Linked DNA regions of Mus musculus: regions 1 and 2 are each linked to region 3. Evidence: chromatin loops called from intact Hi-C (ENCODE). Cell type or tissue: heart. All regions are shown on one strand. Each heading gives the region's core, and the rest is flanking DNA. Links, peaks and the distances in the headings are about the cores only.

Region 1 (5,000 bases), core at 1-5,000, 240 kb before region 3:
CGGTCCTCGGGACTGTCCTCACCACTGTCAGCGTAGCACACAGAGGTCGCTGTCTGTTCTTTGGTGATCTCCAGTCTCTGGACAGTTCCTGAGTTGGCCCTCCTGGAGGAGACTCTCCAGTCAACAATGGTTTCCTTCTCAGAGGTAGGCCTTGCTTTGTGTTTCGAAATGAACAGTCAGTGGGCATCCCAGTCCAGAACGGGATGCTCAGAAATGACCCACTAAGCCCACAGATTTCCAAGAGGAAGATTTTTAATTTTGTTCCTATGTTCAAAAGTCCAGGACCACATCCTGTGGTAGATGCTATCCGAAGACTCAGCCCACGTTCCCCAGTCTCACTCTACTGGCCCCACCTGGAAGCCGCATCAAAAGAACTGATCCTTCATGTTTGATCTCAGGGCAGAAATGCTGGCCTGTGGGAATTTTATCATAATGCCCAGTCTGGGGTAGCTCTCACCTACAGCTTTCACTACTAAGCCAATGTAGAGTACTAACTCTGGGCAGATGTATCACATGGAGTTTAACAAATACCACACCAGTATCCCATCTCCTGAAGACGGTCTCACTGTAAGTCAGTCATAAACAGCAATCAGGCTCCATAACTGCTTGTTATTTGTTTAAAAGAAAAATGAAGTAAAATGCCATTCATTTCAGAGCAAGCATCTGAGGAGCACTAGAGTTATGATAGAAACTTGGGACAAGGGCTTATAAGAATGTGGGCAGGCTGCAGGCGTGAGTCAACGGGGAAAGGGCTGGCTGCACAAGCTAGGGATGTGAATTCAGACCTCAGTACCCATGGAAAGCTGAAGTGCAGAGGCTCACACCCATAAACCCAAACCCAGCAGCAGCAGGAAGAGGCAGCAAGAGCCTGGAGGCTCTCAGACCCGCTGGCCGACCTGAACCACCGCTCCTTGAGAAACCCAGTCACAAAATATAAGTTAGAGACTGATAGAAGAAAGACCTCCCTCCATGGCAGCCAATGCATGTGCATGCAAAGTAAATCTGCACACACACACATACACACACACACACAGCCAGTACACATACACACAAAGTAAACTTCCATAGAGAAAGAGGTGGGGGAGGGCAGGCTCTGGCCAATATACAAACATGCAAAGTAAATCTGCACACACACACTTGTGTGCATGCACACGCATGTATGTGCACACACACATACACACACACACACACAGCCAGTACACATACACACAAAGTAAACTTCCATAGAGAAAGAGGTGGGGGAGGGCAGGCTCTGGCCAATATACAAACATGCAAAGTAAATCTATGCGTGTGCACACACAGGGGGCTGGGAGGGAGAGAAGAAGAGACAGGGAGAGAGAGAAAGAGACAGAAAGACAGACTATGGCCAATACTCACATGCAAATTAAAACTACAGAAACACCACAAAGAGACAGTCTCTGGCTGTGCAAACATGCGCATGCAAAGTAATCCTACTTGCTGTACACACACACACACACACAGAGAGAGAGAGAGAGAGAGAGAGAGAGAGAGAGAGAGAGAGAGAGAAGGCAATCTATATGAAGGAAAAGAGGAAAGAGGCAAAGAAATGGAGGAAGGAGAGAGAAAGGGAAAGAGGAAAAATAAAATGACAAAAGCAAAATGGGAAGGAAAGGACAGAGTGAAGGAGGGAGAAGAGAGGGAGAGAGGGAGAGAAGGAAGGGGACAGAGGGTAGAGGAGAGAGGGCAGGGAAAGGAAGGGACTGAAAGGAGGGGAAGGGACAGAAAGAAGTGGGAGGAGTAGGAGGGAGCGAGGGAGGGCGGGGAAAATGGAGGGAGGGAGAGGAAAAAAAGAGAAAGGGAGACGACAGGAATGGGGAGATTACTAAGACACTGAAGGAGAGAAGGACTCTTCCGCAGAATGAGCCGTTGTACTTTAAACACAGTCGGCACTTCACAAGTGTTTGCTGAATTGAACCGAACTGCTCAAGTGTAGTTAATACTTCCAGCCTCACTTTCTAAGTATTTTCTCTAGAGAGAAGTGAAAGCAAAAGAAAAACACCCAGCCAGCCAGCTCCTCGGCCTTCCGAGCACAGGTGGGGCGGGGCTGGGGGGACGGGCTTGCCCTGGATGGAGCAGACAAAGGGAGCCACCCAGCTCTCCAGGCTGGTTCCCTGGAGATGAAGCAATCCGGGAGATAAAAATATCCTTGGCAGATGATTTACGCTCGAGTTCAGCCGCTGGCTTTCATTCCTAAATAAAGTAACCTAGAGCCGTTCCACTCTTTTTTTTTTTTTTAACCTGTTTGTTGAAGGCCACAAGACAAAGCCAAATGCAAACAGCATAGAGGTATAAATACACTCCCCGGTGGCCCCGAGCCAGGAAAGAGCTAAGCATGACAAAATGGGAAAATGTAACAGGTGAGCTTCCGCCTGGAGTCTTAAAGCAGCCAAGAAAGATGCGGTTCTTAGAAATAGCTATGTTTGCAGGATCTTCTCTCTGATTCTGAGACCAGCTTCATGAGTCCCATTACCCAGACATGAGGGAGACGGGAGTTCTGCCCTCCCTAGGGAAGGTTAAGTTCTATGAGGTCAGTTTTCAGCAACATGACACCGTATGCATTATATTTTTACTTCAGTGTCTATAACCACAGAAACACACCTTTTGCAGTATTGATGATAATTCTCCAGAGCTGCCAAAAATCTTGTCCCTGTCAACCTTGGCTTAGGGTCAATGCTAACACGGAGTAGCACTGAGGGAATGATGTTGTGTGGTGTTACCACAAAACAACTGAGTCCTGCTTCTGTTTCTCTCTCCGTTCTTCTCGCTGACCTGCAAACCTTTCCCACCAATGACTTACATAAACTAGAAGCTGCTTGCTTGGCTGGGGAGACAAAGAATTATAGAAAGTATTTACAAAGATATGATCCATCATGTAATTACCACAGGATACTCCCATAGGATGTAAATTTCTAGAAGGGATATTATGTTTCTTATTTGTTTTTGTTTTTTAAGACAAAGATTCCTGATGTAGCCCGAGCTGGCTGAAAACTTAAACCCCTTTTGCCTCCTTTCCTTTGTTTGTTTGTTTGTTTTTTGGGTTTTTTTGAGACAGGGTTTCTCTGTGTAGCCCTGGCTGTCCTGGAACTCACTTTGTAGACCAGGCTGGCCTCGAACTCAGAAATCCACCTGCCTCTGCTTCCCAAGTGCTGGGATTAAAGGCGTGCGCCACCACCGCCCGGCTTGCCTCCTTCCTAAACACCGAGATCACAGATATGTTTTCTTCAGTGTAGAAATATTATTGGTATATTCAATCAACCTAAAAACATTATCCTATGTACCTTTTCTAGATACAAAACTGTATATACATGAATTTATTACAGGGGGAAAAAAGGCAGGGTTTCTCTACATAGCCCTGGCTGTCCTAGAACTCACTATGTAAACCAAGAAGGCTTCAAACTCAAAGAGCTCCACCTGTCTCTGCCTCCTGATTTCAGGGATTAAAGGTATGAGCCACTTCAGCTGGCAATTAAAGGAAGTTTTTAAATAAAGAAAAAATAAAATCCTGTTTAAAGTTACTAGCTAGAAATGATAGCAGTACTTTGTTGTATGCTTTTACTTTTGCATTCTGTATGTACTCATAGAAATATATCCCTTTAAAAACCTATTTTTTCACCATTAATTTGTAAAGATACAGTTTAACTTTTTATTACATCTCTTTGTTTGTTTTTGTCTATTCCGTGAATGCATGTGCACACATGTCAAAGTGCATATGTGGAGGTCAGAGGAGAACTTTGAGAAATTGGTTCTCTTCTTCCACCATGTGAGTCCTGAAAACTTGAACTCAGGTCTTCAAGCATGGTGCTAAGTGCCTTCACCCCAGAGCCTTCTTAGCAGCCCATAAACATAGTTTTCAACAATGTTTTGGAAGCTGGAGGGCTTACAAACTTGATAGGTAAAAAGACACATATCAAGTTAGCTTTTTTGTTATGCTGTTGAACAAGAAACATTTGCGGTGCATGGAGGTTCTTGTCTGAAGGTTGAGACAGGACGAAAAAGAGTCTGAGGGTAACCTGGGTTACACAGTAAGACACACCTCCAAAGAACAAAACCAAAACCAGAAGCAACAAAACCCAAGGGTTGACAACGTAGCTCGGCTGGAAGAGTCCTAGAATGTGCAAGGGCCTTGATCAGATCCCAGCACCACCCAAACCTAAAACAGCACACCTGATCATTTTAACTCCTCTAGCTTCACAGATTCACACCAAGAGAAAATTAGAGGCAAAGGATGTAGCAGCGAAATTTTGAAGCAAGCAATTGTCAGTGCAGAAGAGTTCAGGATGAAGCTAACAGGAGTGTGTGCCACACATCCTTACAAGATAACACTTGGAAAGCATTTGTGGTCTCACAGCATGTAAATTTAAGTCGAGTCATTTGTGGTTTCCAGGGTTTGCCTCATTTGCCACTTCAGGGTCTCTATTTGCTTTGACAGATTTTGATGAAAATCAGAGGGTCACTGAAAAAATTATAATGAACCAAGCATTCACTTTTGCTGAAATAGACTTATTATAAATGCTAGGTATTTATGATATATAAATTATACAATAACAATATTAACATGCTTCCCATAATGAGATGCTCACAATACAAAACAGCAGCTTTTAAACAAGGTATTAAATATTTACAGAGAAATTCTGCGACATTTCTCGGGCAGAATCTAAAATGTTGAATGGGTAGAATCCTCTGGAGGCAGCAACTCACAAGAGTTTGGAGAGAGGTCAAAGGAAGGGTAGAAAATTCCAATTAAATGTAATAGTAAGGTTAAGACATCTATTCTGCAAGTTGATGACTTGAGTTTGTAACAATGCATTGTATTCAGGAAACCTGATAGGAACAGACTTTGTGTTCTCTTAACCAAGAAAAGATACTCATCTGAGAAAATGTGTCCTTCACTTAGCTTCATTTAGCCACTCCACAATAGCTACTATTACAATGCTTTCTGTTAGTCTGGGACCGTGACTCAGGGGTAAAGTACTTACCTT
Region 2 (11,068 bases), core at 3,733-8,732, 150 kb before region 3:
AAATTCTGTGACACTAGAGAACCCTGACTAATACACACATTAAAAATAAATAATTTGGGCTGGTGAGATGGCCCAGCGAGTAAGAGCACTGACTGCTCTTCCGAAGGTCCTGAGTTCAATTCCCAGCAACCACATGGTGGCTCACAACCATCTGTAATGGGGTCTGGTGCCCTCTTCTGGTGTGTCTGATGTCAGCTACAGTGTACTTACATGTAATAATGAATAAATAAAAAAAAATAAATACAAAATAATAAAAAAATAAATAATTTTGCCAGGCGTGGTGGCGCACACCATTAATCCCAGCACTCGGGAGTCAGAGGCAGACGGATTTCTGAGTTCGAGGCCAGCCTGGTCTACAAAGTGAGTTCCAGGACAGCCAGGGTTATACAGAGAAAGCCTGTCTCGAAAAAAACAATAAATAAATAAATAAATAAATAAATAAAATAATTTTAAGTGCCCCTCAAAGATCCATTGAGATAGCTCACTGCAGAGTGTTGCTGCTCCTACAGAGGACACCCACATGCTGGCTCACAACCACATGTAACTCTGGCTTCAAGGATCTGATACTCTCTCCTGGCCTCTACGGGCTCCTACATGCATGTAGTGAACATGAACTTACACGGGAACACACATATACACATAAAAATAATGCACCTATTAAAGGTATCCCTCAAAAGGAGCCTGCACAATAGCATGGCATCAGAACAATTCATGACTCAAGTCACTGTCAAAAAATTAAAGCAGCTGGCAGATGGTAGAACCTAACAGCTGGGTATAATGTTAGCAGAGAACGCCAGCCCTGGTGAATGATCATAATAACCTATACCTATTAAAACAAGATAGCTGTGTTCATAACCAAGGATGTGGCCTTTTATACCAGAGGATTTCACCACAAGGAAGGCAGACCTTGTTAAAACTATCCAGCCAAGATGCAAAGAAATAAACAAGGAGATACCTGTAAGGCCAGAGGTCAAAAGAATCAACTTCCAACTTCCAAAATTCCTACAAGTATAATAACATGATGCACAAAGAAACACCAAAGCATGACATAAGGGCCCCATTTGGTTTAGTTTTTGATTGTACACTCATAAGTAAAAACTGCAGAAATCCTCTCAAAAGAAAGCAACTCCAGGAGCTGGAGAGATGGTTCAGTGGTTAGTACTAATTGCTCTTCCAGAGGTCCTGAGCTCAGTTCCCAGCACCACATGATGCCTCCATCATCTGTAATGGTATCTGATGCCTTCTTCTGGTATGTCTGAAGACAACTACAGTGTACTCATATACATTTAATAAATAAATCTTTTTTTTAAAAAAATCAACTTCAGCCAGGCAGTGGTGGTGCACATCTTGAATCTCAACAATTGGGAGGCAGAGGCAGGTGAATTTCTGTCAGTCCTAGGTCACCCTGGTCTACAGAGCTAGTTCTAGGACAGCCAGGGCTAAACAAAGAAACCCTGTGTTGAATCTGTTAATAAACAATTGAAAACAGACAAAAAGAAAAAGGAATCAACTCCACGTGTAAACGAACTGCAATTCTATCTCCTGCCCTTCCCTCAAGCTTTCTCCCAGCCTAATTGCTGGTTTCAATAAGCTTGGCCCAGGGAGTGGCACTATTAGGAGGGGTGATCTTTTTGGAATAGGTGTGGCCTTGTTGGAGGGAGTGTGTCATTGTGGGCATGGGCTCTAAGGTCCTCATCCAAGCTACCTGGAAGATAGTCTTCTTCTAGTTGCCTTAGGAACTAAAGGTGGTTGGTACTCTCAGCTCCTTCTGCACCATGCCTGCCTGGATGCACAGTACTTTAATCTTTTGGGAAATACCGGGTAAGTGTCTTAAGTAAGTTTTACTACTGTGCAAAGTAAAATAGCAATCAACGAACACCGAGCGAGCGGGAGTCTTCCCTAAGGAAGAACTCACCAATTGGTCAGTCCAAGCCAAACAATCAGCCTTGAAAACAGACATACGAGTAACATTAAACACACGCAGAAGGTTATATTTAGGAGCAAATATGGATGTGCACATATGTATGTAACAGCAGTTTATGGGGGGGGGAGGCGATGAATTAAAACAGGATAAGGGAGGGTTTAGAGAAAGGAAAGGGAAGGGAGAAATGATGTGCAAAGGAAAAAAACTGCCCCTCCCCCGCCCTCCAAAAAAATCGGTGGTGAAAATGGGATGAGCAGCACCTGTTCCCTGGGGACCCAGAACTTCCTCTTAGTTCGCGGCTTGCTGAAAACAAGCTGGGCTCTCCATGGTGTGACTTTATCTCCGTTCACTTTCATGGAAATTTTGACCTATTCAAAGACTGATGGTGCCCTGGGGTCCTAATTGTTTTAGAGGGAAGGACTCCAGTGGTTCCCTTTGGAAATGCTGAAACCGTTACTAGGGGGCTGTAACCTCAGAGGGAGTTTTTAAAAGCAGGGAATGGAAATGACCGCACTTCCCCTGCATAAACCACAACCAAAATCCCTGCGTGAGGTCCGTGGTGAATGTTTCACTTACTTTTCCAATCTGTGGTCTCAGGGCCGCTTGTCTGTACTGAACAGAATACCCAGAGTGACTCGTAGCTCTGACACCAACCCACAGGCTCCAATCTACCTTCCTCTCTCTCTCCCTCCCTCCCTCCCTCCCTCCCTCTCTCCCTCCCTCTGTCCTTCCTTCCTCTCGCTGTCTCTTTCTCTTTCCTTTTTTCTTTCCTTCTTCCTTCTTGCCTTCATTCCTTCCTTCTTTCTTTTCTTTGTTCAGCTTTTTTTTTCCAGTCAGGGTTTCTCTGTGTATCCCTGGCTGTCTGGTAGTCTCTGCAGTCCAAGCTACCATCGAACTCAGCTTGAACGCAAGAGAGACTCCTGCTTCTGCCTCCAGAGCTCTGGGTTTAAAGGGAGGCACCACCCCCAACCCACCTTTAAGCTGGATTTCATTTTTTAAAACATTTTTCCGTAGTTTATAAAGACCTTACCTTCTTTTGGATTCCTACGGAGAAAGGAAAGGTGATATCCCCCTGGGATATCTAATACCTAATCGGGATTTAATGAGTAACTTCAGGAAGACAAACTGTTATGCAAGTGGATAAAGAAGATAGTCTGTTGATACAATGAACTGCCCTTCTTTTTACACTTCACAGTCTCATTGAAGCTTCACTTGAGAACATAAGGTTTAGAAATCAGAGAAAACCTTGCTCTTGTTTCCAAGTGAACAGTATCAAAATAATGAAGCGGCAGCCACATTTCAAGAGACACGATAAAAGTTTAATTGGAAAAATTATTCATCCATCTTTTTATGTTTAGTTACTCAATAACCTTGATTTTTCTAGTTCTGGTCAGTTTTCATTTTTATTACTTAACTCCATTTTGGTCTTTTTGTGGCAGATTAAATTTATGAATGGAAGTGAATAGCTTTACTTATCTTTAGTTTTACATGTTTCAGTTTCTGTAGATTCTTATCATTCATCCATTCTGGAAAATTCCTCAATCACTATTTTTTTTTAAAGATTTTATTATTTATTTTATTTGTAGGAGTACACTGTAGCTGTCTTTAGACGCACTAGGAGAGGGCGTTGGATCTCATCACAGGTGGTTGTGAACCACCATGTGGTTGCTGGGAATTAAACTCAGAACCTTTGGAAGAGCAGTAAGTGTTCTTAACTACTGAGCCATTTTCTAATCCCAACTATTTTAGTTTTTAATTTAAAACCATATTTAATTTTACATATAGTGATACAGTTCACATATTATGTAACACAATAATAATGGTTTGATACAGTTTTAAGTGTTTCAATTTTTTTATTATTTGATATATGTTCTCTCCAAGAAATATGTGGGAATAATTTACCTAATCTACCGTGGTTTTTTTTTTTTGTTTTGCTTTTTGTTTTTCTGTTGGGTTTTGTCTTAGTTAGTGTTTTACTGCTGTGAACAGATACCATGACCAAGGCAACTCTTATAAAGGACAAAATTAAATTGGGACTGGATTACAGGTTCAGAGGTTCAGTCCATTATCATCAAGGCAAGAGCATGGCAATGTTCGGGCAATCAAGGTTTGAGGGAGTTGAAAGTTTCCCATCTTGTTCCAAAGGCACCTTAGAGAAGATTGGCTTCCAGGCAGCTTGGCCAAGGGTATTAAAGCCCAAACTCACAGTGACATACCTACTCCAACAAGGCCACACCTCCTAATGGTGCCACTCTCTGGGCAAGCATATTCATATTCAAGGTTTGTTTTTGTTTATTTTAAAACACAACTTCATTATGTAGCGCTAGGCAACTGAGAGCTCATTAAATAAACCAGGTTGGCCTTAAACGCATAGATGTCTGCCCACCTCTGCCTTCCACACACCAGGATTAAAGACAACCACAATTGGCCTTTTTGGTTTTTTGTTGTTGTTTTTAACAGAAAGATATTTTAGTGGATTCATTCCCATTGTTAAAGTAAACAATGTTTTAATCATTGACAAAATGTATAAATAGCCAATGGCAAGTTAAGTATTTCCCTGGCCATATTAGATTCATTTACTTTCTTATTTCTTAACTTTTATCCAAAATCTAAGCTAGGGGTGCTAGCACACAGCTATAGTCTAAACATTTAGGAGGCACATCCAGGCAAAGCTAGAGTTTGAAGTCCACCTGGGCTACAAAGCAAGAGCTATCTTGGGCAACGATAACAAAGTATTGAAAATAAATTCAGTTATGGTATAATTTACACCAATTTTTTCCCACAAATTTCAGTGGCTATGGATAAACTCTACAAAATATATTCATTCATGCATCCAATACCACCATTCAAGTTATACATTCCTGGCTTTGATCAACCACCACAGCTTAGCTGTCCTGAAATTCACTTTGTAGACCAGGTTGTCCTTGAACTCAGAACCTTTTTTTTTTTTTTTAAAGATTTACTTATTTATTATATGTAAGTACACTGTAACTGTCTTCAGACACACCAGAAGAGGGCATCAGATCTCGTTACAGATGGTTGTGAGCCACCATGTGGTTGCTGGGATTTGAACTCTGAACCTTTGGAAGAGCAATCGGGTACTCTTACCCACTGAGCCATCTCACCAGCCCCAGAACCTTTCTACTGTTTCTTTCCCAGTGCTAAGGTTAAAGACATGTCCCATCATACCCATCTATTTTCTCCTTTTATATTTCCAGTGTCTTTTGCTTAGAATCACATGTGGAATATTGATCCACATTATTACATGAAGCAATAGTTTGTTCCTCTGGTATCTAAATAGTATCCCATTGTATTAACACTTATATTAAAGTGCAACTTGTTTATCTACATTCATGCATGCATCTATTACATGCATGTGTGTGTGTGTGTGTGTGTGTGTGTGTGTGTGTGTGTGTGTGTACTCTAAGTTGTTACCTTGTAAGGCTGCATGTGTCCCACATATGACAAATACAAATATATTGGTAGCCTCTAACTAGCCTTTGTTGCTTCTGTCTCCAGTACGTCATCCCTGTCCAGTTTAAGCCTGCCTTTCTCTCACAATCTTCTGTTATACTTGGCATAGATCACTTTAGGGAACAATCTCTCTGGTTTTCCAGTTTTTACTTTATACAACACAGCATTTTCTCCTGAGGGGTATCCACCAGAGAAGATTCTTAGACGTGGATTTAAGCCAGTAGAAACTCTTTATTAGCCAGCCAGATGCTCTGTGAATGGCATATGCCATCAAAACCTGGCTCTCCCAACTGCTTAACGAGAATTAGAACTTTGGGCCAGTGAGTTTATCTCAGGAGATGAAGGTGCTTGTCACCAAACCTGATGACCTGAGCTGGATTTCTGGGACCCACACAGTGAAAGGAGAAAACAAACTCCCACAAGCTGTCCTCTGATCTCCACATGGAGCCCCCTACACACACATCTAAGTAATTTCCACCTTCCATGGCCACCACAGACCAACTACAAACCACAGTAGTACTTGGTGCCCAGTAGGGGGAGGTGTGTCCATAACTCCCACTAAAAGGGAGGCTTTTCTATAGCTGGGGAACTTTAAGGAAACCACATTTACAGACCTTCTTGCAAAAGTATACACATACACTGCCTGACAGTGGTGCCACACCTCTTTAATCCCAAGTCTCAGAGGCAGAGGCAGGCAGGTATTTGTAACAGAGCAGCCAAGGCTACACAAACAAACAAACAAACAAACAACAAACAAGCAAACAATCAAAAGAAATAAAGATTTCAACAAACTGGGCTACAACTGTGCCAGCCCAAAACTCAAAGACATTTAGTTTTAATTTGGAAGGACTTCAACTCAATTGCCTTCTCATTAAAAACAAGCAAAACTAAGCTAAACAAAAACAAAAAACACAAGTTGAGATTTTAATCTTGTTGATGACTTGCAAAAAAAAATGGAAATTGAAAAATCTTGCCTCTTGCAAGTAGAAGTTCCCTTAAAAGAAAAATAAAATTGCCGGGCGGTGGTGGCGCACGCCTTTAATCCCAGCACTTGGGAGGCAGAGGCAGGCAGATTTCTGAGTTCGAGGCTAGCCTGGTCTACAGAGTGAGTTCCAGGACAGCCAGGGCTACACAGAGAAACCCTGTCTCGAAAAAGCCAAAAAAAAATAATAATAAAATAAAATACTAAAAATAAAATTGATTTTGCCCCCTGACTTCTTTTCCCTGCTTAGATTTTAGAACTGTATTTTGTGCAGTTTACTGCCAAGTAGTTGTCTCTATAACTCTAGGCCTGACTCTGTCACCCCCACCTGACTTGAATGCTAATCATTGGTCCACATGATCACACCAGAAATGAGATCACCATCCGGAACAATATCCACTGTGTGACATCACTAGGAAGGAAAGGTGGGTCCCAGGGGGATTTCACAGACTCCAGTCTTCAAAGTCCTCATGAAGTGGGAAGGGACCTTGCACAGGTGGGAAAAAGATCTGGGGAGATGAAGTGAGAAGCCAGAACCGTTAGTGATGGATCAGAGCCCAGAATCCTGATGGTGGGACCTGTTTTGTGTATGAGGCTTTGTCTACAGCATTTTTGTTGCTAGGAATTGTGTACTAAGCAAATTGCTTTGGATTCTTATGGTTATCTCATTGGCAGTCTTTGTTTGTTTTAGAAGACAGCCTTTCTATGTAATCCAACTGGCTTTAAACTTACTGGGTACCCTAGGCTGGCCTCAAACTTATAATTCCAAGCTCACTAAATGAGTTTAAGAAGAACTGAGCAAACTTATCAAGGAAAGTGGGAAAAATCTATCCACAAAGGGTATTGTACCAGTTAGTGTAGATTCTGTTTATTCCCTTAGTGGTATGTGGACAGTTGGGGAAACAGCCAGGCAATTTTATTGTTTTAGACAATTATGCTTTCATTGAATTACCAACATATTCATACAGTTCACATTATATCACAAGCAGTATAAAAATGTCAGGAAATATATTTAAAATAGTCCTTCAGCAGGAACCAGGTATGATACACCTGTAATTCCAGCTGACACACAAAAGTAATGCATTCTACATTAGCCTGAGCTACATAGTGGGACTGTAAACCAAACGAGAAGGAAGATTACCATTACCACACTGGTGATAGAGATGGAGTACTTTGGCGGAACTGTTGCCTATCATGTGTGAGTTCCTGGGTTCCATGCCCTGCACTCCAAAAACAGCAAATAAATAACAAATACAATGGCAGTGCTTAATCACAATGACACTCAAAGCTTTTGTCTCTCCTAGTGGTGGGTCTGACAAACACTCATTACGCTTCAACACAACATTCATCAGAAGAGGAAGTCCAATTGAGATTGCTCGTTATACATCACTGGAGGGGGAAAAATCTGCCCGGCAAGTTAGCCCTGAGCTAACCTATTTATTTGTAGCTGTGCCAGATTTTATACAGTATCTTTAGAACTCCTCTCGGGAATAAGTTTCTATAAATTCAAATTAGATATTAACTAGGTGGCTGATTTAGTCAGGAACAAAACTCTTTTTTTTTTTTAATTAGGTATTTTCCTCGTTTACATTTCCAATGCTATCCCAAAAGTCCCCCATACCCTCCCCCACAATCCCCTACCCACCCACTTCCACTTTTTGGCCCTGGTGTTCCCCTGTACTGGGGCACATAAAGTTTGCAAGTCCAATGGGCCTCTCTTTGCAGTGATGGCAGACTAGGCCATCTTTTGATACATATGCAGCTAGAGACAAGAGCTCCGGGGTACTGGTTAGTTCATATTGTTGTTCCACCTATACGGTTGCAGATCCCTTTAGCTCCTTGGGTAATTTCTCTAGCTCCTCCATTGGGAGCCCTGTGATCCATCCAATAGCTGACAGTGAGCATCCACTTCTGTGTTTGCCAGGCCCCGGCATTGTCTCACAAGAGACAGCTATATCTGGGTCCTTTCAGCAAAATCTTGCTAGTGTATGCAATGGTGTCAGCGTTTGGAAGCTGATTATGGGATGGATCCCTGGATATGGCAGTCTCTAGATGGTCCATCATTTCTTCACAGCTCCAAATTTTGCCTCTGTAACTCCTTCCATGGGTGGGAACAAAACTCTTAAGTCCTGGGTTTGTCCAAAAAGACACATAAAGAAAGCACCGTCTGAGATCCCAGAGGTCAGGCATGAGGGAACTCAGCAGAAAGAGTGCAACTTCATCAAAACACAGCTGTTCCTTCCTGAACTGTCACTATTAAAAATTAATCTAAGAACTCAGGTTTAGAATGAGGTAGGAGAGTGGAGGGATCAGAAAGCAAGGAGCACCAGACAAAGACAGTTTAAATATTCATGGGTTTTTTTTTTTCATTTGAAATGAGGGGGAAAAAATGTTACTTTCAAGACTCAAAGTGCCATGATAATTAATACTTCAAACACTTTCTATTAAGTCGGATGGGCTTTGACTTCAAAGGAATGTGCAGGGCAAAGATCAGCCAACAGGGAGCTTCACCCCAGCCGGGAAGCGTGAGTGTCATCAGACTTCAGTCCAGTCCTGGAGGGTGGGATGTGGGGACTGTGAGCTGGTGGAGCACACTATTCCAACTGCAGGGTGGAGAACGAGATGCAAGCGTAACTTGGATAGGAGCCCCGGAAAGAGTTCCTGGAGAAGGCTCTTAGCTCTGGGGGTGGGGTTGGGGGGATCTTTTGCTATTCCACTGACATCTCCTTTTCTTCTGTCTGGGATGTAGATGGAAAGGAGCTTCCAGAGTCTCTTCAGATCAAAAGGTCCCTGCTACCCTGATGACTGTGTCGTCACGCCCAACTGAACTACCGCTGCCTAACTTGGAATTTGTTCCACATAACAGGTTCTTCCTTGGGTTTTTACAGTTAGTTCACTGGCACAGCGATCTCAGTGGCCACCAGAGGTTAACCCCACTGCTCTCTCGTTCTCAGTCATACTTCCACTCTCAAAACGTGCCCTCAGTGCTTAAGGATGCACGGCCAGCACTACATTCCTTGACACCTTAGGACAAGACCCTTAATATCTCTGTACGATAGAACTCCAAAAGGTGTAGTCCGTGTGTAGTGGACCTGTGGACAACCCTGGTTTAGGGGCTGAGAAGAAAGTCCTTGGCTCTTTCCTTGTTGTGTGAAGTGGTAATCATGCTACTGATTATAAGATAGAAAGACAGCTAGGGATCTTATTTCCGGTCAGAAAAACAAAAACAAAACCACAGTAATGTAAAAATAATGACTAGCACTTTTTATTAGAGATTCATTTATTTATTTTATGTATATTACACCATTGCTCTTTTCATACACACCAGAAGGCATCAGATCCCATTACAGATGGTTGTGAGCCACCATGTGGTTTCTGGAAATTGAACTCAGGACCTCTATAAGAACAGTTGGTGCTCTTAACCGCTGAGTCATCTCTCCAGCCCATGACTAAAATATTATTTGGCATGTGACTGGCATGAAGTAATTATTGAGTGACAGAAGGAAAGAATGTGGGCATTGATTTAAAAGATAATTACGGGACCCAAGAAGGGTGCTTATCATGATGGCTGAAAGTCTGCTTTTGGGACTGCCATGTGAAGTTGTTTACAAGAGAATGACCCCCCTTTGGCTCCTATGTTTGAATACTTGGTCCCCAGTTGGTGAAACTGTTCGGGAAGGACTAGGAGGTGTGGCCTTGTTGGAGGAGGTGTGTCATTGGGGGCGGGCTTTGAGGCTTCAAAGGCCCCTATCATTCCCAGCCAACTTACTCTGCCTTGTGGTTGTGTCTCAAGATGTAAGATCTCAGCTACTGCTCCAGTGCCATGCCTGCCTGCATGCCTACTGCCTTGTTCTCTACCATGATGGTCATTGACTGCAGCCTTCTAAAACTTTGAGCCCCAAATAAGCTCTTTCTTCTATAGATTGCTTGGGTCATGGTGTCTTATCAGCAATAGAAAAGAAATTAAGATACCCTGAGAGACTAATCCTAGCATAAGCATTCATTATAAGTCTGCATGGGGTATAGGATTAAAAACAAAAACAAAAACAAAAAACAAAGCTAACAAACTACTAATATTCAGCCATCCATACAAATTCTGATGGTGTCATGGCATTGGAGGAAAATGACACAAAGAAAATTGGTTTTCCCTCTTGGGGGTCTTAGTCTCATTAGCAAAAGAGTTTGGGAACAGACTGAAAGAGGAAACCGAGGACAAGGCTTTTGGAATTTAAGTGAAAACCCCAGGGCAGGCAAGCTACACATCTCAGCAACAGCCCAGACAAGAAGAATGGGGCAAAGAACGGAAAAGGTTGTACTGTTGAGGTGAGAGGCAACATGCAGGTCAGTCACTACGTGGACAAACACCCACATGGCAGGGAGAGGAGATTTAAACAAAGAGTGAGGGTCTGGAGAGAGAATTCAGGGCTTAAAAGCACCGATTGTTCTTGCAGGGGATCCAGGATTAATTCTTAGCACCCATATAGCAGCTAACAACCATCTGTAACTCCAGTTGTAGGGGACCCAATGCCCTCCTCTTCTGGTCTCCACAGGCAGCAGGGTATGCATATATTGCCCATGAATACAGGCAGGCAAAACACCCATACGCATAAAATAAAACATTTAATTTTTTTTTTTAAAGAAAAGAAAGGGTAAGGAAACCCAGACTAACAGAAAAAAGCACACCTTGG
Region 3 (11,068 bases), core at 3,056-8,055:
AGGAGTTCAAAGGGTCAGAAGTTGAGCGTCTGTCTGGTTGGGATTCTTTCATTTTCGCCTGGGGAGAGAATAAGTATTGGCAAGCGAGCGAGGCTGCACAGGAGGCAGATGTCACATCTGAAGGATTATGTCATGTCAGGGAGTGTGTGTCTTACGGGAAGGCATCAAGAAGCCACAGAGGGGCATCGTGGAAAACTTATGGAGAGCAGTAGAAGGAGGTGTGAGCTAGAAGCCGATTTCAAGGCGAGTGGTGGGGTCAGAAGGACTACTGACCACTGATTAGGAGGCTGCAGATACAGCAAGGCCACCTGCGGGAATTCCACGGTGGGGTGGAAGGCAAGGGGAGCCAGGCGAGGCTATTTAAATGAATGAAATGCTTGATGTGATAATGGATCAGGATTTCTCTTAACAATCAATCTTGGTTGGGCTGGTATCCATTCACATAGCTCAGGGATCGAGTTTTATCGCTCTGGGTCAATTCCCCGGGCTCTTCTGCAAAGCAGTCTGTGGATCAGGTTGGCTTTACTGAACCATGTGTGCATGTATGCATAAGTGAGAGGCACATATGTAATTAGGGTGGCGTCTGCTGTCAGGCTTTATAGCACACATGCACACAGAGAGACACAGAGAAAGAGACAGACAGACAGACAGAGGCACAGGGAGATGGGGGGGGGGGGGACAGGTTGCCCATGTGATTTATTTTGAATCACTTAGTCAGAGAAATGCAATTTCTCTGTTTGCTTCTTTGTTGGTCTGGGATCAGAAGATTAAGGGTGCCCTTGGCCATATTTCCTTTTTATTTTATGAAACTAGAAGAAGCTGGAACCCCTTTTATAATAATAACCACTATATAATAATAGCCGTTATACAATATAATGCCTTTGGACAACTGGCCTATTATATATTATGAATTAACTTCCAATGTACCATTAATGCATAGTTAAAACATCAACAAAGTCTACTGATTTCTTCGTTCGTTTAAGGCATTTGTAATACTCTTAACAAGCCTTTCATCCTTTGGCAGTTCAGCTTGTCCTGTATACTTTGTGGGTAAGAAATGAAAAGCCAGAGCTATATGTTGACGTTTCCTTGAGTCAGTAAAGCTTGTGCTCTTCTTAACTGTGTGCTGTTATAGGCTGTCACTAATAAGACAGGATGAGTTAGCCAATCAGGTGGTTATTACTAAACATTAGAATCCGCTTTGTCGTTATTTCCATGTGGTGGTTTGTGGACACATCTACATTCCCGGTGCATGTGATTCATCCTCGTGTCCAATCTGGGGTCATATAATTTTGTAAAAAATGACATAAGCATCAGTTGATTGTGCTTGCATTTTTTTATATCTTAGTAAGCATTCTGGTGAAAATGTAACCTTTGTTCTCTAACATTCTTCCATAATTAAATGCATTCACAGAAGATTCCGATCCATTAAAACACTTCCTTCCTGTGACACTGGCGTGAGCTTTACACGGCCACCCCACCCCCACCACACACACCTCGCTAGCACTGCCTCCCTGCAGTGGAGCAGCATCCTGCAGGCTCTGCGCTGGAGCGGCTTGCTCAGACAGGGTGACGTCACCCTCTCTGCCGGCAGTGCGAGGGCGGGGCCACCGCACAGATGTGGAGTTTTATCTCCTGCCCTTTGTGTTCCGGAGCTCTGCCAATTACCTAATGAGTAAAATTCGGTAATTACCACCAAGGCTCGTCAGTAAGAGCAGCTACCAGCTTACTATTTAACATTTTTGCTGTGGTTGCTTTAGAACGCTGCCTTAGTTATTAGTCTTACTTGTAGCATAACCTGTGCTTCCGTCAGCCATGCTTCAGTCTTTCCCACAGGCGATTTTTCGGTTTAATAAATGTAAGGTGGGGGTAGCTGACAGGCTCTGAGACCTACGAGGTGGCTGGGAAGCAGTCTGTGGGTGACTGACAGACAATTCAGAACAAGGCACACGGGCAACTTTATCAGGAGCTCTATCTGTGGAGGAATAATAGGGCTCTTAAATACCATGTTTTCCTAAAAGAAAAAAAAATTAAGTCAGCGAATGATTATGTGAAATTCAAAATGATTAAAATCTGCTAGAGGTCCTGAGTGGATTACCAAAAGAAGCTGTTTTAGTTTTAAACTTACTCTTTTTAACACACACACACACACACACACACACACACACACACACACACACATATATATGTATGTATATGTATATATGTATATATTGTATATGAGTACACTGTAACTGTCTTCAGACACACCAGAAGAGGGCATCGGATCCCATTACAGATGGTTGTTGTGGTTGCTGGGAATTGAACTCAGGACCTGGAAGAACAGTCAGTGCTCTTAACCACTGAGCCATCTTCCCAGCACCAAAAATCTTACCCTTACCTCAGATAATTAGCTTCATCTTAGGTCTTTGTGCACATGTACACGGAAAGTGCTATTGGGTCAACGAGCTGAGTGATGAGTGAGCGCTCACACAACCTGGAGATGTCCCGTGGTGCGGCTCCTCCTGGGAGCAACCAAGATGGAGGGCTGCTGCTCCTTTATTGTTGGTTGATGTTAAAAATGGAAGGCCACCGTGGTGGTCAGTGAGCTCTGTGGCTTGCTGGGAACGGTTCTGTTGGAGTGGCACCGCAGCCCTGACACAGAGTCTGATGACCAAAAGGGCACAGTTGATCTGACCACTGCGCTGTTGGGTTGTTGACATTCCAGCTCCCCCCACCCCCATTCACCCAAAAGATTTCCCATTGTCAGAGACAACTGTGGGATCTCTCCTCCTGGAGCAAAGAGGGTAATTTTCCCTCTTACAGCTGTAATCATGGTGTGACTGAAGGCTAAATACCCAGAGCTGATCTTTTACAGACTGAAATAGAAAGTCCTGGAGGACACTGGGCGAGCGGCGGCGGGGGTGGGGGTGGGGGACGACGGACAGGGACGCAGACTCTGGTAGTTTGTTCCTTTTCACCCGGTACTCAGAGGTTTGGATACTCGCACCTACTTCCGTCTAAAGCGAGTTCCCCGAGTGAGAGGAAGATGGAGGCTATCCATTTGCTGCATGGTTGGCAGCTTCTGAAACAGGAGACATTCGGTGGCGTGGTCTTAGTATTTATCCCAGGCTTACTGCTCCTGGCCAGATAGCATTGTAAACATGTAACACGATCCACTCTGTTGTTTAACATCAGGGTTGAGCTGTCTTAGATGAAACTATTAAGATATTTAATTTACGTATGCACATTTAGAGAAGGGGAAGGAGGGAAGGGGAGAGTGGACTTGAAGCCAGAACTTCCCAGAGCTCTCTTTACACAGTCATCCCTCTGCTAACCAAGGCCTAACTGCAAATGCCCTCTCATGAGCATCCTCAGCACACACATTGTAGGCCTGACCCAGAAAGTAGTGCTTGTCAATCACTCCTTCCCTGGGACCCATCGTGCCCCACAGTAGTGGTTCATGAAAGCCTACACCAGCTTCCTTACCTTTCTGCTCACATTATTGTAGGTTTTATGTAACTTAAACGTTCAGAAAATGGGCACAGCTAAATGCCCCTGATCTTGGTGGTTGCCTTCCTTGCCTGCTGCCCACCTTTTGCCCACCCTCTTCTAACCTCACCAACTTCTCTGTGCGGTCCTTGTCCATCCGCAGACCCTCTTGGTCATAGAAGTAAAAGTGTGGCTACTCCTTGGTCTCTGGGACAGAGATATGGTGAAGAATCTCAGAGGGATCTCTTCTAACTGAGTTTGTAGTGGGTGACCTCCTGTAATCCCAGCAAGAAGAAATGCCTCCAGGAGAAGACCATTGAACCCAGAACCTAAAGCCTTTTAATTCACGAGCCAAGGAAGTCTTAGGTATCTGGCCTTTCTGTACTGTAGTCCAGAACCCATGGAGTATAGCAAAAAGCTGTTTATTTTTAATTTCTAAGAAAAATTATTTTTAAACAGCTGCACACTCTGACTTCATAAGTATTCTCTAGGGCATAGACAAGAACCTGGGTGAACATTGGCTTGTTGGACGTGTCTGTTCGCGACCCTGAACAGTAGAAAAGGATTTCTCTTGTCAGACATCTTTAGGTTTGACCTATAGCTGCAGGTCACTCCATTCTCACTGGGATCCCCCAGCTTATGAGCCTTCTCATCATCTGCATTGGCTACAGGCTGTCACCAGCCTGACGCCACTGCCTTAGCTGTACCGCCATCTTTACCACGAGCGGTACTGAATTAAAGTGGTACTGAGTTACCTCGATGGATGGGGAGCTGCTGAGATTAGCTTGAATTTATTCAAGAGCTCTGGAGGCACTGGGGTGAAATTGTAGCCCTCTGGCTCGGGTATCTGCCATCTAGAAACCAGAACTGCTTCTCAGTCTGGTGGGTTGCCAGCACACAGCCATGGCGGTTCACACAGAAAAGTTGGTGCACTAGAAAGTGAAGTGGCCTGGTGACCTGAAGACCTGAGCTCTGGCTCAAGTCTGTTATTCCCTGGCTGGGTCATGCCAGAAGTCCTCTCAGGGCTTTGGTCCTTGCTGCCTGCCTCTGCCTCAGGAATGCTGGGATTAAAGGTGGCTATTGCCACCTGCCTGGCTCAGATGCTTGATTTTTTTTTTTTTTTTTTTTTTTTAGAAGGGCCACAGGGAACTTGTGTTTCATGTATGAGGCTTGGGAAAAGCTGGAAGCTTGGGCCACTGACTCTGATACTTAGTCTGAGGACTCTTTCTCCCAGATTTCTCCTCTCGGTTTCACATACCACAGTGCAGTCCTGAGCATGTAATCTAGTTTGGCCTTACACTGGGCTCTGTCCTCTCCACCAGCCAGAATAAAGTTAGAGCAGTGAATTCAACATCATGCGCTTCTCCAAGTGCACATCCCCGGATTTGATTGAATTCGGGTGCCTTGACCTAAGGGCCCTCCTGTGTTAGCTTCCTCGTTGCTGGGATTACAGTTGTGTGACAGCGTGCCCGCCTGGTGAGAGACTGTCTATCAGAATATGAGAACTGGGCCAGTGAGCACACTAGAACTCCACTTATTTAATACTCTTTACTTAGACCACATCTTTTACCAGTTGTGAACATGAAAAATAATGTTTCAGATCTTTTCCTTGTACTATTTGACAAAAATGGAAGGAAAAAAAAAAAAAAACCAGGCCTGGGGGAGCTGTCTTGTGTTTCTCTGAGAGTATGTTAGTGATGGCAGATGCAGCTCTGGTTGTAATGGGCATTCAGCCCTAGAATGGTGACCTCCCTTAGAGTATCCTAAGGCATGAGCACGAGGGAGAAAATCTTTCTCCCACGTTCCTAGGTGGGTGCTCTCCTGGTGGGCGGGCTGGGCATATTTAGGCCGCAGCTCACTCTACTTACGCATTGGCTTGTCCTAAGTTGTAGGCAGTATTCTGGCCTCTCGTAAAATTGAAAATTGTTCCCTGGCTTTCTAAGATTTTCTGTTCTTCAGTCCATGGCCTTGGCCACCTCGGAAATTGGAGTGGCAACAGGCTAGCTTAGTCATTGATGCTCTTCTTCGGGGTATAACCCAAAAAGCTTAGAAGGAGCGAGCCAGGAGGGAGCACTGGCCAGTGTGGGCTGTGCATAAGCCCCTCTGTGTGCCAGGCAAGTACTGCTATTAACCAGGCTGAGGAGACTAAGAGTAGGCATCGAGCTCCCTCTAGAGGCTTTGCTGGGCTACAACAAGCAGACTTTTCCAAAAAAAAAAAAAAAAAAAAAAAAAAAAAGCTGCCAATGCCAATGCTGCAGCCTTCTCTGGCAGTTACCTAAATTCCACAAGGTTAAAAGGAAGATTTGGCAAATGATTGGAACTGATTACATATTGTGTCTTCCGGGGACAAGCTACTATGGCTAGCATGGCTTAGAGTCTTCAGGGGCACTGTCTCTGGGCATGTGTAATGACCATTATTCAGCACTAAAATAGAAGAAAATGCTGGGGACAGTCTCGTGTGTTCACACAGGGACAGACAGGTTCCCTAATTGATTCATTGGCTATGATGACAGTTGACGTTTGGCACTGGGTAACATGGGCCTTACCTGTCAGTCAGGCAGCCTGGTGACGCTTTTCTCTCTGTCTTTCAGGGTTTCGGAAAAATGATGAAATGAAAGCTATGGATGTTTTGCCAATTCTGAAGGAAAAAGTCGCCTATCTTTCAGGTAAAGTCTGACTTTCTAACCTGCTCTACTTGACAGCGGAGTTTGATTATAAAGTCCCTCGCCTATGAAAGCATCGACATTTGATGGACCTTTAAAATCCTTTATTCGTGAAAAATTAATGCCCAAGGCATTTTTAAGGCAGCGTGAACATCCTAAGCCAGCTAGTGTTGCTGATCAAACTACATGTCTGTCACTCTGTAAACATTTGGCTGCGTTGCCGGAGCCGTTAAGTGGAACAGCTGCTTGTTAAACACCTCAGTGTCAGCAGTTGGGAGTGTGACCACAAATACACACTCAGGGGTTTTCAACCTCTATGCCTTGTCTCCCATGGCTCTTCATTCCCTCATCTTTGAGGAAAGGTTCCCGTCCTTCAGCAGGTCCTCTCCTTCTGTGCTGCCATTCCTGGGGTTCTTAGCAGCCACCTCTTCAGGTGTCTGTAAAGTCTTTGCAGTCTACTAACGGATGCTTCCTCTTAAGATGATACCTGCCTTTCATTGCTAGCCCTCCCTCCACAGAGTGGAGATTGACAGCCCAGCCCCCTGCCTGTGGGACATCTGGCCTCTCTCTGCTGCACAGCGAAGGCTGTGCTCAAACCTTTTAGCTTTCTCCCTGGGATGGATGTGAGTGAGACTGCCCTGACCCTGGGCAGTCCTGCAGGATGCTGCTGTTCCCTGGGTACCCACCCCTTGCGCTATCTATCTGAAATAAGCATGCTGTGCTGGCCCGAGGCAGGCTCCCGTGGCCTCTCAGGTTTAATTACAGCATGGTGGCCATGCTTCTGGGTGTCCTGAGGGCATGTGGTTCTGTGTGTATTTAAGATGAGGCGTCCATGGCGTCTTTGCTTGCCCTGTCTTTGCTCACTCGTTTATACTGTCTGTTGATTTTGGAGAAGTGAATCTAATTAGTAATGAATCTGCATGGCTAGAAAAGAGTATAAAATAGAAAAAGGGGCTTGAGTTGTTGGTAATACTTGGATGGATGGACAGACTGACTCACAGATTACAATCCACGGAGTTTTGAAAGTAATGTTTATTTACTCTTTTTCAACTCGTCCCTAACAGTTTGTGGAAGGGCTTGTGCCATGTGCCAGCTTTTGAACTACTGGTTTTGTACTTAAAATCAGAGTAACGGAAAGATTCTCCTTCCTAACCTAAGAGGACTCACTCGAAGTTCCGCACGTGACCTGGAATGCTGAGTCTGTGTCTGAGACGGACGCCCGCTGCCCCTCTGCTCCTGGGCACCCAGACCTCTGTTGTTCTGCTGCTCTTCCTGGAAGTGCCGGAGATGGGCATCAGACAGATGGACGGCCATGACTGCTGGGTTCTGTTTGCCTTCATCCCGTTATTAGGCAATTAATTCAGGGTTTATGATCATGGCATTTCTATTTAACTTACTGTAAAACCTAAACCTTCTTGCTTTCTAACTAATCAATCAAAAAGAAAGAATGCATTGATCTCATCAATCTTGAGTGAGAGTTTAGTTCTGCGGTGCTGGCTGGGGAGAGATGATCTCCAGTGAGCACAGGTGAGGACAGAGCAGTTTAGATGATCAAGGCCAGCAGGGCGATAACCAGCAGGCGACAGCTAGGAGTACTGCCACACTCTTAGTATTTCCCAGCTTCTGACCAGAAACAGCTCATGACAATTTAGGCTATTGTTATCTTGTATATGAAAGGGAGAGTGGGAAATTGTAAAAATAAATTGATTACGTATACTGTATTTTTAGGAAAAGTTCCAAAGAAAGATATTCCCAGAAATAATGTTTACTTCTAACTCTCTCTCTCTCTGTCTCTCTCTCTCTCTGTTTCTGTCTCTGTCGCTCTCTCCATTCCAGTACTTCTAAAAGTAGATTTTAGTGGAGCTCCGAATGTGCTGCCTATGCCATGGTGTGGTTCTAGAGCACTTTCATTCTTTCTCAAGGGATTCAACTTTCTCTCCTCTGTCCTGGAACTTACTCATCCACGTTGTTCTGTACTTCCCTTTGTAACGTATCAGGAAATATCATGGCACCTTTGCAAAACCTCTGCATATAGGGTAGGCCTTGGAACTCAGTAGTCAGGATAGTTCACTTCCCAAGTGCCAACCAAATAACAGCAAGAATCGAAGTCTCTTCATCACAGTGACTTGCGGAGTCTCAGGCCCGGCCCTGTGATGGTTGGTACCGATTTAAGGTTGGAGTAACTAAAAGATTTTATATCTGAATCTGAGAGGCACCATGAGGAAATTCCTTGGGTCCATCCGTAGAACACCAAGCCTCCGTCTGAGAAGGACGCCCGCTGCCCATCAGCTCCTGGGCACCCAGACCTCTGCTGTACTGCTCAACTCTTCCTGGAAGTGCAGGATGTGGGCACGTCCAGACAGACTGGGAGATTGAGGATAAACAGGGCTACATAGTGAAACCCTCTCCAAATAAAAGATTTCCCATAGGAATGGAGGAGCCTTTATTACTTAAACCTAGTGAGAGCTAGAAGGACTTTAATAGAGTGAGCCAAATTTGATGAGTGATTCTGAGATACTGAGATATGCTTATTTGGTTGACATCTCTAAAAGCCAGGTAGGATTTCTGGAACTTGAACATGACATTCTCAAAATACACATCTTTCTTAGGACAGCAGCATGTGACTTCTGTGCATGGTATGGTTTAAGTGACATCAAAGGACACATCTATATGATGTTTAGAGTCAGGAGGATGCTATGTTGAAAGACACCCGCCAAGGCCAGGTGTTAGCAGTGTGATGATTTGAAGAGTTAGTTAGGCCACGAGTGTTCCTCCCAGTGGATGCAGTGAAGACCACGGGGAAGGTGGCTTGCAGAGTTCCTTCCTGGTGGAGGATGTCGCCCTCACCAGGCAATTCAGTCCACCAGCACCCTGACTTTGGACTTCCCAGCATCAGAAGCATAAGAAAATAAATTTCTGATCTCTGTAAACTAACCAGTTCCTGGTGTTCTGTGATAGCAGCACAAATAGAGTAAGGCCAAGTCAGTGAAGAGGTCTCCCCCCTCCTCCCCCCTTCTCCCGCTCCCCCCTCCCTCCTCCCCCTTCTCCTTCTCCCCCTTCTCCTCCTCCTCCTCCTCCTCCTCCTCCTCCTCCTCCTCCTCCTCCTCCTCCTCCTCCTCTTCCTGCAGCTGCTGCTGCATCTGAGGACCATTGCTGTTTCACGTCTGTCACTCATGGGCATCTCTGCCTATTACAGTAATATGTTTGACTCTTTCGAGAGAGATGACACCTTGTAAACCACACTTCGTGAGAAGTACGCGGAAGAAGCATAGTTTGCACATAGTCAGGGCTCAGTAAGCACAATCCAAGGCATGGGAGTCTACAGAAGTCGAGTGGCACAGGCCTCTGCAATAGTGAGAGAGGGCATCAAGGAGGTCTGCGCAGTTCAGCGGCTGCACGGAACTCCTGTGGTTTGGGCCCAGACAGCTGCTAGTTCAGAGTACTTGTGTTTTTGTTATTACTGCTGTGTTGTTGTGGGGATTGGACCCAGGACACTTCCTGAAGTCCTCCACCACTGAGCCACATCTCCGGCTCTAAAGACATGCTCTTGAAAACCTTTCATCACGACATCTCAGCTTCAGCAGGCAAGAGAGCGGGAACCAGATCCCTGGGCTGTCTTCAGAGTCTATCCATCCGTATTCTGTCTTCTCTTCTACTCTTTTTTTGTTTGTTTGTTTTTTGTGTTTTTTGAGATAGGGTTTCTCTGTATAGCTCTGGCTGTCCTGGAACTCACTTTGTAGACCAGGCTGGCCTAGAACTCAGGCCTACCTGTGCCTCCCGAGTGCTGGGATTAAAGGTGTGCGCCACCACACCTGGCTTCTCTTCTACTCTTACTCTGGATAATTTTGATACTAGTTCCAGATGTCATATCATTTATTTATGAGTGTCTTGTATATGTCTCGTAATGTTTATATGTCTTAAAAACCTCAGCATTATCAGACCTAAACATTTATGTAAGTTATTAAGTGTTAAGTAATAATACTTTTCATTATGGAGGCTGACTCTTTCCCCTTATTTGAAAAGACTTTTAAAGACATTAGGAAATGAAAAATAGTAAACTGTTGTATGTCCTATCTTAGTGATAAGAGATTTTTCAAAAACTATAGCCATTAGTATTACTATAAAACTATTAAATATTTTCAGGATGAATTACTACTTATCAGTAGCCTTTCCTCCTTCTTTCATAAATATTGCTCCCGTATGACCAGGAACCTATGACTTACTCACGTTTCTGTGTCTTTGTCTTCCACTGTCTTTATAGGACAGCCCAAGCACTGGTATGAAAGAGTGTTCTTGTTTGTGTTCCACCTAAGGCCACACTCTGTAGTCCTTTGTATTCATTTCAACCCTTGAAGCTTCCCTCTGAGGCTGAGAGACAGCACTTGTCAGGCTCATTGTGAAGATGCCTTGAGAACGTGTGGAGTACAGCCCATGGAGCTTCATTGTAGCAGCCCACACTGTAGCAGGCAGTGCAGCCCACAGTGTAGCAGGCAGTGCAGCCCACAGTGTAGCAGGCTGTGCAGCCCACAGTGTAGCAGGCAGTGCAGCCCACAGTGTAGCAGGCAGTGCAGCCCACAGTGTAGCAGGCTGTGCAGCCCACACTGTAGCAGGCAGTGCAGCCCACAGTGTAGCAGGCAGTGCAGCCCACAGTGTAGCAGGCAGTGCAGCCCACAGTGTAGCAGGCAGTGCAGCCCACAGTGTAGCAGGCAGTGCAGCCCACAGTGTAGCAGGCAGTGCAGCCCACACTGTAGCAGGCAGTGCAGCCCACGGTGTAGCAGGCAGTGCAGCCCACAGAGTAGCAGGCATGCAGACACACAGTAGCAGGCAGTGCAGCCCACAGTGTAGCAGGCAGTGCAGCCCACAGTGTAGCAGGCAGTGCAGACCACAGTGTAGCAGGCAGTGCAGCCCACAGTGTAGCAGGCATGCAGCCACAC

The links. Peaks named below come from ENCODE experiments on the same cell type or tissue, not always from the same donor. Only the 100,000 strongest peaks of a DNase experiment are listed, where the experiment ranks them.
Region 1: a loop joins it to region 3, with 5 times the contacts of the local background. A loop is called at or near these places in 9 of 42 quality-filtered maps.
Region 2: it touches region 3 in a loop (4-fold over the local background); 14 of 42 quality-filtered maps call a loop at or near these places.

The regions. Positions count from the first base shown.
Region 1 is chr15:28,156,162-28,161,161 of GRCm38, reverse strand. It overlaps a transcript of Dnah5 not described here. Among named protein-coding and RNA genes, the nearest start is that of Dnah5, 45 kb to the left of the region's middle. In heart, for the core only: no CTCF peak of the experiment used is centred there; a DNase peak (open chromatin) is centred at 2,091; H3K4me3 peaks cover 1,353 bases; H3K27ac peaks cover 1,768 bases.
Region 2 is chr15:28,062,434-28,073,501 of GRCm38, reverse strand. Gm31458 (a long non-coding RNA gene) reads left to right here and starts at 6,841. Exons shown (of 3, transcript XR_001781717.1): 1 at 6,841-6,876; 2 at 9,130-9,246. In heart, for the core only: a CTCF peak has its summit at 5,922 (motif pointing right); a DNase peak (open chromatin) is centred at 6,821.
Region 3 is chr15:27,914,286-27,925,353 of GRCm38, reverse strand. Trio (triple functional domain (PTPRF interacting)) reads left to right here. Exons shown (of 57, transcript NM_001081302.1): 2 at 6,063-6,137. Among named protein-coding and RNA genes, the nearest start is that of Gm29975, 75 kb to the left of the region's middle. In heart, for the core only: a CTCF peak has its summit at 5,631 (motif pointing left); a DNase peak (open chromatin) is centred at 5,533; H3K4me3 peaks cover 23 bases; H3K27ac peaks cover 42 bases.